Regions from separate parts of the Homo sapiens genome. Here region 1 is linked to region 2. The links are chromatin loops, found by intact Hi-C in ENCODE. Cell type or tissue: HepG2. All regions are shown on one strand. Each heading gives the region's core, and the rest is flanking DNA. Links, peaks and the distances in the headings are about the cores only. Region 1 overlaps CFAP95 (cilia and flagella associated protein 95). Region 2 overlaps APBA1 (amyloid beta precursor protein binding family A member 1).

The links. Peaks named below come from ENCODE experiments on the same cell type or tissue, not always from the same donor. Only the 100,000 strongest peaks of a DNase experiment are listed, where the experiment ranks them.
Region 1: it touches region 2 in a loop (21-fold over the local background); 28 of 110 quality-filtered maps call a loop at or near these places.

The regions. Positions count from the first base shown.
Region 1 is chr9:69,872,997-69,881,341 of GRCh38, reverse strand. All of the region lies in intron 4 of CFAP95 (cilia and flagella associated protein 95), which reads right to left. Among named protein-coding and RNA genes, the nearest start is that of CFAP95, 56 kb to the right of the region's middle. In HepG2, for the core only: a CTCF peak has its summit at 3,288 (motif pointing right); a DNase peak (open chromatin) is centred at 3,281; H3K27me3 peaks cover 357 bases.
Region 2 is chr9:69,545,688-69,554,032 of GRCh38, reverse strand. The region is part of intron 1 of APBA1 (amyloid beta precursor protein binding family A member 1); the gene reads left to right. Among named protein-coding and RNA genes, the nearest start is that of APBA1, 120 kb to the left of the region's middle. In HepG2, for the core only: CTCF peaks have their summits at 4,420 (motif pointing right) and 7,553 (motif pointing right); a DNase peak (open chromatin) is centred at 4,432; H3K27me3 peaks cover 679 bases.

The sequences.
Region 1 (8,345 bases), core at 251-8,250, 330 kb before region 2:
TACAGAAATCAAATCAAAATGGATTAAAGACTTTAATCTGTGACCTCAAACTATGAAACTACTACAAGAAAACATTGGGAAAAATCTCCAGGACATTGGTCTGGGCAAAGACTTCTTGAGCAATACTCCACAAGCACAGGCAGCCAAAGCAAAAGTAGACAAATGGGATCACATCAAGTTAAAAATCTTCTGCATGGCAAAGGATACAATCAACAAAGCGAAGGGATAACCCACAGAATTGGAGAAAATATTTACAAACTACCCATCTGACAAGGGATTAGTTACCAGAATATATAAAGAGCTCAAACAACTCTACAGGAAAAAAAAAATCTAATAATCCTATCAAAAAATGGGCCAAAGATTTGAATAGACATTTCTCAAAAGAAGACATACAAGTGGCAAATAGGCATATGAAAAGGTGCTCAACATCATTGATCATTAGAGAAATGCAAACCAAAACTACAATGAGATATCATCTCATGCCGGTTAAAATGGCTTATATCCACAAGACAGGCAATAACAAATGCTGGTGAGGATGTGGAGAAAAGGAAACCCTTATATACTGTTGTAAGAATGTAAATTAGTACAACCACTATGGAGAACAGTTTGGAGGTTCCTCAAAAAGCTAACAATTGAGCTATCATATGATGCAGCAATCCCACTGCTGGGTATATATGCAAAACAAAGGAAATCAGTATATCAAAGAAATACCTGCACTCCCAAGTTTGTTGCAGCACTGTTCACAATAGCCAAGATTTGGAAGTAACCTAAGAATTCATCAACAGGTGAATGGATAGAGAAAATGTGGTACTTATAGACAATGAACCACTATTCAGCCATTAAAAAGAATGAGATTCTGTCTTTTGCAACAACATTGATAGAACAGGAGATCACTATGTTAAGTGAAATAAGCCAGGCACAAAAAAAACAAATATCACATGTTCTCACCGTGTTTGAGGGATCTACAAACCAAAACAACTGAACTCATGGACATAGGGAGTAGAAGGATGGTTACCAGAGGATGGGAAGGATAGTCAGGGCAGGGAAGGGATGGCATAGTGGGGAGGTGGGATGGTGAATGGGTACAAAAAATAATAGAGAGAATGAGTAAGACCTAGTATTTAATAGCACAACGTGGGGACTATAGTCAATAGTAATTTAATTGTACACTTTAAAATAACTAAAAGAGTATAATTGGATTGTTTGTAACACAAAGGATAAATGCTTGAGAGGATGGATACCCAGTTTTTCATGATGTGATTATTATGCATTGCATGCCTGTACCAAAATCTCATGTATTCTATAAATACATACACCTACTATGTACCCACAAAAATTAAACATAAAATAATAAAAAATAAACCAAAACAAACAAAAATATATAAAAGTATATACAGTGTGATGTGAGAGACCAAAATAGATGCCCCTTTATCAACTAAGACAGAACCTAAGGTTAAAAAAAAAACAAAAAGTTACCTATGGGTTGGGGATTCAGGGATGGTTTGGCATGGCAAATTTCTAAATTCTCACTAAATATCCTAACAATAGGAGATATCAGGCCAATTGTCCTAATTCTGACTTACGATCCAAACCACTATGACTCTAATTGGATAAAGGACTGGCCTTACAAACTTTCTTCTCTGATAAGCAATTGCAGACCTTTAAACAGTTTCAGCCAGCTGATAGAGGCTGTGCATAAACTGTCTTTGTGTCCTAAAGTTCACCCTTTGATAAAGCCAAATTCCACCTCATTTTAATGTTAAAACCCAGTCCCAAAGTGAACGTAGGATGTATGTCATATGCATATTTATCCATTACATATGCGCACAGCTCCCTCATAAATACGTATAGCTTTTCCCCCCGAACCTCCTGAATATGCATGATTCAGGCCCTGTGAGGCATAAAACCCAAACTGTGCTTCCCCTCGTCCATGCTGGAGACTTTCTCTTCCCAGCTTCCAAACCAATATCTCCAATAAAGCTCTCCTTTCTACTATTTAGCCATCCTGGTGATCTTTTGGTCAACAATAGCAAATATTAACCAAAGGAAATTGAATTCTTATAATAACATCCTATGTAAGAGACTTTGAGCAAAAATTACTAGTTACAAAGATCATTATCTACTGATTAAAAGAGCAAGTCACCAAGAAAGTATATAACAATCTTATGTCAATAAACCTAACAACATATAGAATATTGACACTGTTTGGATATTTGTCCCTGCCCAAATCTCATGTTGAATTGTAATTCCCAATACTGGAGGTGAGGCCTGGGGGGAGGTGTTTGGGTCATGGAGGCAGATCCCTCATGGCCTGGTGCCATCGTCATAATAGTGAGTGAGTTCTCGCACTATCTGGTCATATAAAAGTGTGTAGCTCCTGCCCCCCAACTCTCTTTCTTGCTCCTGCTTCTGCCATGCGATGTGCCTGCTCCCCCTTCACCTTCTGCCATGAGTAAAAGCTGTCTGAGGACTCCCTAGAAGCTGAGCAGATGCCAGCACCATGTTTCCTATAAAGCCTGTAGAACTGTGAGCCAATTAAACCTCTTTTCTTTGTAAATTACCCAGTCTCAGGGATTTCTTTATAGCAATGCAAGAACAGCCCAATACAAATACGTAAGACAAAAATAGACCAGAATCACAGAAATAAAATGACAAATCCACATTTATGCAGGAAGATTGTAACACACATTTCTCAACCCTTTGGTTCCTTAAATCCAAATCTCTACATACATCCTCCAAAACCATACAGGTCAACAGTAAAGCAAATAAAACTTCACAATTGCCCAGAGGTAGAGCATAGTGAAGGATAGGGAATACCACAAACTTGGATTTACATGTAGGTAGAACAGTCCAGAATCCGTAGAGCCAAATCAGAGCCCATGCTGAAACAGAATCAGGCAGGGATTATATGGAAGACAGGAGAGGTGGCAAGTCTCTAGCAGGGGTGAAACACAGAGGACAGCACCCACAGAAGGAGAACGCCCTTCCCTGATGAGGAAATCGTAAGAACAAGTCTAAGACCAGAAGATCTGAAGCATGACTTTTCAAGGAAGTATCCAGGACCACAGTTATAGTCTTGGGAAGACACTGCTTCTGGGAAGGAGCAGTACAACTAGAAGGTAAAGAAAAATGAGAAATAAAACACAAGAAAATAAGGATCCTAGGGCTGTAAGGTAGTATCACGATTATCAGTAAACATCACTCCCTCCTATGTTTCACCACCCCAGAAACGTGTCATTAATTAAATAAGCCTCACTTCACTGTTAGAACTGAAGAGGGCACTCTTGAACTAGGATATTGAGCAAACTGCCCAAAGTTTTCATTCCTCCTGGATAGAATTATCTATGATTGCTGCTAGTCCAGGAAAATCCATCATACTTTAAATGAACAGAACAAGGCAACATTACTATGAGAAGAACACAATAAAGAAGAATAAAAACTAAGCTCATGAAAATTCTCCCCCTGAAATAGTCCCAGTCACAGAAGTCCTCCATTAGCATTTCTATTCAATAATGCACTAGAGAGCCTAGAAAATGCAGTAAAACAAGAAAGACAAGCAAAATCAACATTAGCAAATAGCATAATTGGAATAAAGGAAACAAAATCATCATCTTCCATGGATGACAAAGTTGTTTACATTTTTAAAAATACAAGAGAATCTACAAATTATAACAATAGGCAAGTTTCAGCAAGGTTGTTGGATAAAAGATCAATATACAAAAATAGCATAGCCATATACCTGCAACAAGAAATTAGAAAGCATAATCAAAGGAGGAAAATCCCATTTATACTTGCAACAAAATATCTGTTTCCTATAAGAATACATGTAACAGAAGATATACAAGTCATTTATGGGGAAAATACAAAATGTTGTGGAAAAACGTAAAATAATTTATGTACGTGTGGAATGGTGGATATAATGATAGCAATTATTCCATCCAAAAAATTTAAAGCACTTCCAATCTAAACACCAATAAGGTGTTTTGTAGAACTTGACAAACAAATCCTAATAGTCATATGACTCTATGAAGTGCCAAAGAGAGTCAGTATAAAAATAGACCAATTGAGAAAATGTAAAGCCTAGAAGCAGAACTGCTTAAATATAGGAATTTGGTGTATGATGGAAATGGCCTTACAAGTTAGTGAGGAAAGAGTGAGTCACGTGATGCTGGGCTAAACCTTTAGTCTTATAAAAATATTACATATAAGCATATATAATTACATGTATATTACGTATATATGTATGCATTATATATGAAATTTCTAAAATTTTAGAATTTGACATTTCATATTTAGGTCTTGACTAAATTGTAAATTAAAACTTCTGTTGATCAAAAGATACTATAAACAAAGTTTTCAGAAAAGTCATAGACTGGAAGAAGATGTTTATTATAAATCTAACCAAAAGGCTGGGTGCAGTGGCTCATGCCTGTAATCCCAACACTTTGGGAGGCCAAGGCAGGTGGATCACTTGAGGTCAGGAGTTTGAGACCAGCCTGGCCAACATGGTGAAACCCCGTCTCTACTAAAAATACAAAAATTAGCCAGGCGTGCTGGCGGGTGCCTGTAGTCCCAGCTACTTGGGAGGCTGAGGCAGGGGAATCACTTGAACCCAGGAGGCGGAGGTTGCAGTGAGCCAAAACTGCGCCATTGCACTCTAGCCTGGGAGACAGCGCAAGACTCCATCTCAAAAAAATAGTAAAATAAAATGAAATAAATCTAACCAAAAGAGGATCAATAAAATAAATCTAACCAAAAGAGGATTAATAACAGAATTAATTTTTTAAAACTCTTTTTTTTTTCTTTTTAGACAAAATCTCACTCTGTCATCCCCAGGCTGGAGTGCAGTGGCACAATCATGGCTCACTGCAACCTCTGCCTCCCAGGTTCAAGCAATTCTCCTGCCTCAACCTTCCAAGTAGCTGGAACTACAGGCATGCATCACCAGGCCCAAGTAATTTTTGTATTTTTAGTAGAGATGGGGTTTTGTCATGTTGGCCAGGCTGGTCTTGAACTCCTGGCCTCAAGAGATCCACCTGCCTTGGTCTCCCAAAATGCTGGGATTATAGGCCTGAGCCACTGTGCCCAGCCTTTAAAACTCTTGCAAATCAAATTTAGTAATTAGTGAAATGCAAAGTAAAACAACAATGAAATGCCATGTAATATCTATTAGATTGATAAAAATTAAAAATCCCTATTTATAAGGATATGAAACAATAAATATGTTCAAGCAAAACTAGTGGCAATATCTTGCAAAATTGAAGGTGCATATGTCTTATTACCCAACAATTCTGAGTATAAAGAAAACTCTTTTTTAAAAAATGTTATTGCGAATTGGTGATTTATAATTGTAATATTTATGGTGTATAAAGAAACTCTTACATATATATTCAAGGAGATGTGTATAATGACAGTTACTGTGGCCTTATTTGTAATAGTGAAAATTTGGAAGCTAATGTCCTGCAAGAAAATGGATATATTGAATGGCCATATAAATCATGATAAACCATTTCTTTAAAAACATTGAAGCATGTATAGTAAAAATATTAACTTACATTATAACTGGGTAATGAGTAGATGGATGTTTGAAGAGTATTTTAGATAATGAAAATATTCCATAATCTTAAAATATGTTTGTGTTAATAGACAACAGTGAACTTGCTTCCCTACCCTCTTCCTACTCAAAGTTATGACTCAAATGATATGCTTATCAGGAACCCCAGCAGAACACTGGAGAGTTGCTTTGGGTAGAACTGTCCTGCAGGTCAGCTTTTGGGTATCTCTCCACTCGTGTAAAGCAGATAGAAACCTATCCCTCCTAATTGAGCCCTTTTGCCTCTCCTTATTATCACCTCCCAGCACAGAGTCTGATACAAAGTAGGCAATGAGAAACATTCATTGAATATTTAAATCAATAAAAATAAAATTAGAATATAAAGAGATATAGATTAACTACACTGAGTATGCAAAGTAAATACAGGTGAAAGATTAAAACATTCAGTTATCTTTCTAAAAAGGCATTGTGGAACAAAATGGAAACTTTTATAATATTGAATGATGACTTTCAGCCAATTACTCACCAACTCTTTGTGATTGCCTTCTCCTTCCCTCACCCCCTTAAAAAAAAAATCCAAAAAACAGGGCAACAATCAATTTTTAAGTGATAGAGAGTACATTATGTGCTCCCCAAATTTGAAATAAGGTGGTCTTTTGAGAATAAAAATATGGGAAATCAACATGGATATTCCTCTAGATATTAGCTGTAGCAAAAAGAACAAGTCCATTAAGAGAAATGCCCTTCAGAGAAACTCCAGGAAGCAAGAGGTCAGAAAAACAACAGAGGCATTATTTCTAGGCATTGTCTTGGGGAAGAGGTATCCTGGTTTACAAACAGATCCCCCTGGTTCTGGAAGCAGAGCTGGACTACATCAATGTCAATCCACCAACCCGGACTTACTGACAGCCAACAGTGATTTAAGTCATTATCTGGAACCAGCAGGAACAAGCCTGTGCCAGGTGGCTCTGCTTTACAGCTCCCATCCCTACTCGTGGCTCTTAGGTCCAAATACCAGTCTGATCAGGGCCCTCTTTGGGATTTCCTTTTCTTAATAGAAACTACTGGAAAAGGGGCACTCACTCTCCCGTGACAGTAACTGAGAGATGTAATATCCTCCAGCCGGTGGAAGAAGTTGGTCCTCAGCGGGAGGGAATAAAGCCAACAGGAAGAGAATCCCAGGTTTTTTTTAGTCCTGAGTCCAGTCATCTCTGAAGTCAGGCTCTTCCAAGGACTTTCCCAAAGTTCCATGAGGCACTCCAGTACTCTTTTAATAAACTGTCCTTTTTGCCCAAGAAAATTTTAATTGTGTTTTTGTTCCTTACAACCGAAAGAATCCTATTACAATCAGGCCACCAAAGTCTAAGGCCATTAATCATTGTAATCACGTAACCAACTCCCCTTGCTCTGATTCCAAAGAGTGAACAACATTCTGATGATTGTTTGGCTTCCCGTATGGTTTTTCACAGAGAGAGAATGCCTTTTATTAGGCTGACATGACCGTCTGGTGTGCTTGAAATTTTTATTTCTCATTATAAATTAACTACTTAGAATTCTGGTGTTTATCGTGATTTAATGAGCACGAGTTGATCTCCATGTGTCAGATAAATTCTGAAGTACTGATAAAAACAGGCTTTCTGGAAATGTAAAACCAGAAACCAGTAAATTCACTAGGATATGCCACACTGTAAGGATGCCGGGAATTTAGGTGGCTGGCTTTCACCCTGCACCACCCACAATTTGCTACACGTGCCCTCTTTTGTCTTTAACAGTTGTAGTTATTATATACTTTATAAGGCAGAGTACAATGAAAGATGTTTCGTAAGATAAGAAAGGAAAAGGTGTCTGATAATGGAGTTATCATAAAATTCATGGTATGAGTTAAAACGTCTACAGCTGCCCTAACACCAGTGGTAACATATGTGACTGGATGACAAGATGATGTACCCAAGCCCACAGAATCACAGCTTCTTAGGCTCAAAGAAACCTTAAAGATCAACTGTTTCTTTTCTGTTTTGTCTAGATGGGGGGCAGATATTTTATCACCCAGCTTCCTGGCAGCCAGAACAAGGGCATGTGACATGTATTCACCAAATCAGACGGGTCATCTAGGAGTCTGAATGTGAGTACGTGACTTAAAGAAGCAGAGAACTAATTTGGAGTTAATCTTGTCACTGGCAGCAGTAGAAGCAGTATTCATTACTTAAGATAAATATAGCCACAGCGGGTCACGGAATCTACCTGACCCTGTGTTGAGGTGACGGGGTGCATTGTGCAGGTGAGGCCGCAATCTACAACCACTCTGGAAAACTCTGTCTCATTCTTAACAGCAACCATCATTCACAAAAACAAACAAACAAACAAACAAACAAAAAAACTTAGGTTGAGCTGATACAGACATGCCGGTCATTTCCTCCTACTTCTACCTGCTGAATTAGCCACAGAACAAATCCACAGCTGCTGAATGCCAGGCTTATTTTTTTATCTTATTTATTGGAGACAGGATCTCACTCCGTCACCCTAGCTAGAGTGCAGTGGCAACATGGAGAGAAGAGTGACTTTATTTTAAATGTCAATCCACCATGTAACTTCTAACTAACCCCAAGTTCAAGAATGCCTCCCAAATTTCTGACTGATATATTACTCTTTATGTAGGAAGACCTACTGATTGTAAGTTTCCTCCAAAACGACCCTTGTTGTTCTGGAAATCATAGGCTTTGACACCCATAGCCACCTACACATTCCTTCCAGAGCAGGGATACTTTCCCCAAGATTTAAGCCCTGGGTCTGG
Region 2 (8,345 bases), core at 118-8,117:
ACACACTTTCTGTCACCTTTGTGCTCAATTGCATGCCCTGCTGAGATGGCTCAAGGGGGTCTCTGTTGTTTTCTAAGACCTGGAAATGGAGCCCTTTTCACCAGAAAAACCAATAAGACCATATAAGATTCAGTCCACACTTGTGTGTTTATTAGCACCACGCTGAACCAAATATATTTAATTGGATGCTTAATCATTTTGATTCAGATACTTTATAGGGTGTGAGAAAGGTATATTCTATTTGTGGCAGGAACTTGTGATGTAAAGTATGTAGAACAGTCTGTAGAAAAGATCTGTGGCTCCTAAACTTAGAATTCTCAGATCATTTGCTATGTCCATCTATCCCAGTCTTAACCCCCATGGAAATCTGTCAAAAACAGTGTCCGTGCTGGAAGTGACCTAAATGTGCATCAGTAAAATAATGGATGAACAAATTGAAGTATATTCATACCATGCTATACTGCTCAACAGTGAAAAATTCTGAGTTACTGATAGATACAATGACATGGGTGAATTTTAAATCATTATATTGAGTTAATAAAGCCAGACACAAAAGAGTATATACTCTAAGATTAGATTTTTATGAAGTTCAAGAACAGAACAAGTACATCTAATCTCTGATGATATAAGTGAGAATAGCAGTTACCTATAGGGGTAAGGGGAAGTATTGGCTGAGAAGGGGCAAAAAGGAATTTTCTAGGGTGATGGAAATGGTTTATATCTTACAAGGATGTGTATACAAGCGCACACACACATACACACATTCATCAAATTGTACATTTAAGATCTGTGCATTTATGGTATCTAAGTTATACCTCCATTAAAAGAAAAGTGCCAGCTGGGCATGGTGGCTCATGCCAGCACTTTGGGAAGCCGAGGCAGGCAGATCAATTGAGCCCAGGAGTTCAACACTAACGTGGGCAACATGGAGAAACCCTGTCTCTACAAAAACAATACAAAAATTAGCCGAGTGTAGTGGCACATGCCTGTATTCCCAGCTACTCAGGAGGCTTAGGTGGGAGGATTGCTTCAACCCTGGTGGTTGAGGCTGCAATGATCTGAGATTGTGCCACTGCACTTCAGTCTGGACAACAGAGTAAGACCCTATCAAAAAAAAAAAAAAAAGCCCAAGAAAGGGCACCATTTCATTTGCAGAGATGAGCAAGGTGAGGGTAGAAGGAAATTAACTCTGAAAAATATCAGTCTCTCTAGGGTTTACATTTTATAAACTCCATTTCTGTAAAATTGAAGCGACCACTCAACTCTGATTTTAAAACCCAATGAAACCTGTCAGGGTAGCTTCCTGTACATGAATGAATTGGATCTCAACTTTTTTAAGTATAGCTTTTGCTCTGAAACAGAATAAACAGTATAAACAGTACTCACTTTAACAATAAGTTCTAGTCTTGAAATGCTAGACAGCGTATCTGTGTTGAATTTAGAAGTGTCATTGATTTTAAATCTCTCTTTGGATGCATTGATATTTCAATTTGGAGAAAAGAACAAATTGGGTTGTAAATTCATCTTCCCAGCTTGGGTTTGTTAAAATCCTCCATGGGGGTAGTGGGGGAATAAGTTACTTAGAGATGAATGTGAGTGTGCATTTGAACTCAATGTGAATTGATTTTCGTGCAGGACATCTTCATTTTATACATAAATAATGAGCCATTAGCTGATTACTCTCCATTCGCTCTGTGGTACGTGTTTTCTAATACTTGAACAGAAAAACACAATGAATCAAGCAAGGTGGAGGACATATCTAGGCTCAGCCTAAATGTAATAATCACCCAACTTGTGAAGATCATCTTGGAGGCAAACACTGGTGCTATCATTTCATTTTTTCCTTTTTAAAATCCTCATGATGGCTGAAAATTTTGTAAACAGCCTCTTCCATTGTCATATTCAAAGCTTTCAGGATACTTTCTTCTCAGTCTTTCCAGCCATATTCCCAACACTTCTGCAGGAACTGCCACCTCCAAGTTTCTGTCCATAGTGAACTGTGTGATATGTCTTTAAAACTCTGAACAGTTTCATGTTGGCCTCTCAGCACAAGTCAGTTCTTCCCCTCCTGTGTGTCTTTCCATCTCAAACCATAGATGCCATGCCTTCTGCAGAGTAGGCATTAAAGTTTTATGGAATTAAGGGAAGTAGAGAAAGAGAAAGCCTGCAACTGTCTGTACAGCGAAGATTAGAAGAAAAAATGAAATGTTGCAGATTTACCATTTCATGGTACACAGGTTTTGCACTGATAGAGATTTCATGGAACCTTTCAACAGCCTTGTTTCTCCTTGCCTTCAAACTCCATGATACAGAGTAATTAGGATTTTCGTTCCAGCAATAAAAAAGTTCACCCAGACTTCTTTTGTAATAAAATCATGTAATATTGGCAGAAAAAATACAGAAAACAAAGAGATTGGTCCTGAAATTCCATAAGCTAATGTTTACAAAGTAAACAGATTATTTTACTTTTTTTTTTTTTTGAGGCGGAGTCTCACCCTGTCACCCAGGCTGGAGTGCAGTGGCATGATCTCAGCTGACTGCAACCTCCGCCTCCCGGGTTAAAGCGATTCTCTTGCCCCAGCCTCCCGAGTAGCTGGGATTACAGGCGTGTGCCACCACGCCCAGCTAATTTTTTGTATCTTTAGTAGAGACAGGGTTTCACCATGTTGGACAGGCTGGTCTCGAACTCCTGACCTCATGTTCCGCCCACCTCAGCCTCCCAAAGTGCTGGGATTAGAGGCATGAGCCACCGCGCCCAGCCAGATTATTTTACTTTTTAAAATATTGATGTTAAGTTGTGAAGCTACATATGCTGTTACAAGTGACAATGTATAGCAGTGTTAACAAAGCAGCCGTGACCTCATTCCTGGAAATCTGTCACCAAGGCCATCCAAAAAGTATCCATTAAATTACTTTTCCAGATTTTTTCTTGTCCCAAAAATATGTTTAATGAACTTTATCTGAAGGCAGGATATGTCAATACTATTTTTTCTCATAGCTAAGGTTTAACACGCTCCTGATAAGGTTTTAAGATATTCATATAATGTATGTATTTTATGTATATTTACTTATATATTTATACATATATCTATGTTTATACATATCTATGTATGCATATTGATAGACTGTACACATATATCCATGAGATGTCCAATAAATTACTTACACATGGTAGAGGACTGTATGATGCTCCTCTTTGCTCCCACCTCAGGACTTTAGAACTTGCTGTTCACTTTGTATGGAATGCTTTTCCCCAGATAACTACATGCTCACTCTCCCATCTCCTGTATCTTCACCCTTGTTTATTCTCTTTACAGCACTTCTCAGAGCTCACAGGATATGTTTAATTATTTCTATTGTAAACTCCTCAGGGTAAGTTCCATGAGGGCAAAGACCTTGTTCATTTTATTCACTTTATATCCCTCGTGCTTATCACAATGCCATATAATAGAAGCTCACTAAATATTTACAGAATGAATGGATGAATGAGTGACTTAAAGGTAATTTGCTCCAACCCTCTACCATAATACATGATTTCTCTTTGTATTATTTCAAATAAGAACCTACATTAATGAATTAATTGAAGGGCACTTATAAAATAATATGGGAACAAACTGAATACAGAAGAGGTAAAAAAATAAAATAAAGGATGACTGAATTGATTTGAGAAAGAGGATGAGAAAAATTCCAGAGAGCATTTAAAAGGAAAGGAGGAAGAAGAACTCAATCTAACTCATGTTTATATCATGGAAAGAAATTGCATAATTTTCCATCAAGTTTATTATTTTTATCACTGCATCCCTAAGTTAATATGTGCACAACACTTTACAGTTACAAGTACAGTTTATAATAAAACAGCTAAATAAATGAAAGCAAGCTGCATGAGGACTGATGAGAATATATCATGAACCAAAAGATTATAAGGTCCAATACAGAAAACACTGTACATATCTCATCTAATTTAGACCTCATAACAATCATAGAAGTTAAGTGGAACTGGTATTATTCCCATTTTTCAGATGTAGAAACTGAGTCTCAGAAACTTTAAATGATGTGCCTCAAATTTGCACATATTATGTATACCAGACTCCAGATTCTGTGCCATATCTTTAGGATCGAAAGCCTGTACTAAATGATTGGAAAACTCAGTTCCAATTTTTCAGCAATCCTGGGAAATAAGTTAGAAAAATATGAATTAGAAAATTATATCTCCTCTGTCCCAATGTAAGCCTTCTTTCCGTGTTTCTATCCACCTCAAAGTATTCCTTTTTTGAAAAAGTTACGATTTGTTTTAAAGGTCCCCTACTTTTATTTTTTCTTCTTCCTCGGACACTTTATAACTATTGATTGAATTGATATGAATCGAATTTTTCGGATGTAAAAGGTTCTTCACTGTGCAGTTACCCTCTTTTACCACGAGAGGTCACCTACAGGCCAGTGAGGCCGAGGGGTTTTGAGAAGTCGTAGACGAACTTGAGAGTTAAAATTCATGGGCCATGTCATGATTCTGATAGAGTGTGAAGTTGGTGACTCATAGGATCGAAGTGGCAAAAAGTGAAATATGTGGGTTTTGAGACAACTTTGGGTGAAAGTGGGGCAGAGGGCAAGACGACAAAAAGTGCAGAGGCCTCGGCTGGCTGTGTATCCTCTCTACGACATTCTTAAACAGTGTTCTAAGCACCTATAGTGTCCCAGGCATGGGCTTAGTGTTTGGAGAATGACAGTAAGGCTACAGCCTCTCCTCCCCAAAACCCACATCTAGCAGGGTGACTGACAGCCAGCCCACTCTTTACATCCACTAATGTGCCCTGTCCTTTGCTTTAGAGATGAGATTGCAAAGTGAGAGCCTGCAACGGCCTTCCCCTGGATTTGTTTGGCGTTGGCGCTTGTGCTGTTCTGTAACTACTATATATTGCTTTTTCTTCTACCTGGCTTGCTTCACTCATTTGCATCATCTGTGTGGCCCTGTAGACATTTGAGTCTGTCCCTGTGATTTCCCTGCATGCCCATCATGAAGACTAGCCCTACCCGGCCTTTGCTCTTACTCTAAGAGGTCTGGTTCCCACCACCCCGGGCATTTCAGGGCTTCAGCTGTCCTGCTGCCTCAGCAGCTGCTTCTGTAACAAAGTAGATGTCAGCTACTTCAACTCCAGATGAGATCCGAAGTCAAATGAACTTGTTTGCCTCAAAGAGAAGAACAAAGGGGCTTTGTGGGGAGGAGGGGAGCATTGCAACCAGTTAATGAGCAGAGTGTTCAATCTAGAGCATGTCCAACATGGCCAGCCCTGAGGGCATGTGTGACCAAATGGCATTGGTGCAGGCAGCCTCCAACAGCACATAACCATGTTCTTTCTCTTCCAGGGTTTCAGTCCTTCCCCATCTTTTCCTTTTTCTTGCTTACCTCCTGAGCACCCTATTGCCTTTTACCCTTTAATGGCCTCCAGTCCGTTAATTTGTCAGAAACTGTTTCTGTGCAGGTAAGGAGACATTTCATTTATTAGCTTGCTTAAAGCTATGAAGAATATTTCGGAAGAGCTTGCAGCCTCTGCCAACCCACTTATATTAGTTTCCTATTGTTGCTGTAACAAATTACCACAAACGTAGTGACATAAAACAACAAAAACCTATTATCTTAAGGTTCTGTAGATGGGAAGCTGACACAGGTCCCATGGAGCTAAAAGCAAAGCGTCGGCAGGGCTCTGTCCTTTCTGGAGGATCTAAGGGATGATCCATTTTCTTACTCATTCAGGTTGGCAAAATGTAGGTCCCTGAGGTTGTAGGACTGAAGTTTCCATTTCCATGCAGCTGTGGGCTGAGGGTCATTCCCAGCTGCTTGCATTGCTTGGTTTATGTTCCTTTCTCCCGTCTTCCAAGTCAGCAGCAGGAGAGGGGATTGTGCCAAGTCCTCCTCATGTTTTGAATCTTTCCTCTTTCTTTGGTCCCATCTCTCTGACACAGTTGGAAAAGATTCTCCATTTTTAAGGACTCATGATTAGGTTGGGCCACCCAGATGATCCAGGATAATCTCCCCATTTTAAGATTCATCCTCTTAATTAGGTCTACAAAATCCCTTTGTAATGTAAGGTAACATCTGTACAAGTTCTGGGACCCAGGGTGTGGACATCTTTGGAGGCCATTTTCCACTGACCACACCACTGAACCCATCTCTTGGGTTGGTAGGAACCCCAGGTGGTGGTTGTGTTGGAAACCAGACATGGAGTAGACTGCTGAGTAAAGCACTTGACTGAAATGGGGAAAGCTTGGATCTTCTTCCAGCCTTGAAGTCATGGCACTGGCCAAGGCAGTGGGGCTTTGGTTCTTTTAGGGTATCACCAATATGTCTAGCATTAAACTATCTTAAAAATGGACAATTAATACAATTGCCTCAAATTCTAGTAATCAGCATTTTCAGTGGCTAGTGTAAGAGAGACCTATTCAATATGCATTCTTCCTTTCTTCATTACTAAGAGAACCCAGATTTTATTTGGGGTAGCAAGGTGTCCAGCCAAACAACAACCCTGGTTCTAAGTTTTCCTTGCAGCTAGGGGTGGTCAGTGTGACACATTTCTGGTTGAGGAGATATAAATGGAAGTCACTAGATGGGGATTCTAGGGAAGCTCTCTAAAAGAAGCTGACTGCTGAAATGCACCTTCTTTACCTATGCCCTGTCCCTGTTGCCTGCCTGGAATACAGACACGTGGCAGGCACTGAGGCTGCCATCTTGGAAATGTGGGAGTCAAGCTCTAAGGATGGCTGACTGGAGAGCTGGAAAGAGCTGAGTTGTTCCGTAACAGTATTGTAAAACTCCAGTACCATCCTTGGACTGTCCCCCTCTGGATTTCTTTTGTATGAGAGAACAATATTGAGGGCGTGAGAGAAGAGGGGTTGCCCTGTTCTTAAGCAACTGAATTTAATTCCTCACTGGTCTCTGTACTCCGACAATTGATTCTCAATCTAAAGACTTACAAGATTCATAAGTGTCTTCTAGCAACAGGAAATAACCTGTGAAAAAGGAACTTTCTTAATACTAAATTTAGCCCTAATAATTTCAAAACAGAAGTAGTTTTAAATGTATGCGTAACACTTTTAAACTGCCGTAGCTTTTTCACATATGTGATCTCATTTTATCATTGCAGTAACTCTATAAAGTAGGTGGGTCAGAAGGGTGCATATCAGCATTGCCTTCATTGACACTTCAGGAAACTGAGGCACAAAGAGCTTCAGCAGCCTCTTAAAGATCCTAAGTTATTGTTTATATCTTTTAACTCTAAACCATTTGCTCTCTCCTGCTCCTTACTTTAAGATTTATTCCCTAATGTTATATATTATAAGAAACATAGTTTATGATGTTTTTTCTTTTGCCCACCATGTGTATTTAACATGGAAAAATGATAAAATTAATCTTTGCAAAGTATCTCTCCCCCCAGAAATGGGCAACTTACTTAAGCTAGTTCTAGTTAAGGAGGAATTGGTCACACCTATAGAAAGACCTCTCAGAAAAGAGGATGGCCAGACCCTAGGAATGGATCTGTGACCGTGGAAGCCATTAGGGGGCAGCGCCCTCTTGGTTATCTTACTCCCTCCAGTTTTCTTGGTCTTCCCTAATTAAATCATGGCAGCTCAGGCAGAGTCCCTGAGTGGGAACAGTTCCTACAGAAATGGAACTGTGGGCAGGAAAAGCAACCCACAACATATCTCTGGCAGTTATTTCCCCAGCACTGAAGTAGACTGACCTCCGCATCAGAATAACTCGCTCTGCTACTGTTGTGAATGCTCTGATCAGAAGGATTTCAGATTTCCACAGTTTCATGGGTTAGCCTGAAAGGCAAAATGCTGATTTTTATGCTGATGAAATAAAATGTAGGCCAAAAAATACAAATGATACCCCCCAAATACAAATGACAACCTCATTTTCAGATTGCATTCTCAATCTGAAGGACTGAAGAATTCTCAGTCTGAATTCCTAATTTTTTAAAGTAAATTTATCTTGTATAATTTCAAAGTTTGTCATACTTTAGAAAATTTATAAACTTATGAAAAATAAAAAAGTGTTTTCCCTCTAGCTAAAGCAGAAGTAGCTCTTCAAATACCCCCTCTTTCTTTGAAGAGGTGACTTCCACCTGTATCTTCCATGATGTTTACAAGCATATATACTGAAGGTCATTCATTTGTAAGTTAATTGGCAAAAATATCTTGTTTTCAAATACTCTTTCTTTTTGCATTCAAAGTCATTTCACATCTGAGCCAAAATGAGAAGATTCAGGACATTATAAAATCATCATCATGAATGCGTGATGACTTTATAGTAAAGAAGACTTCTTACATATGTGCATTTTAAAAGTCAC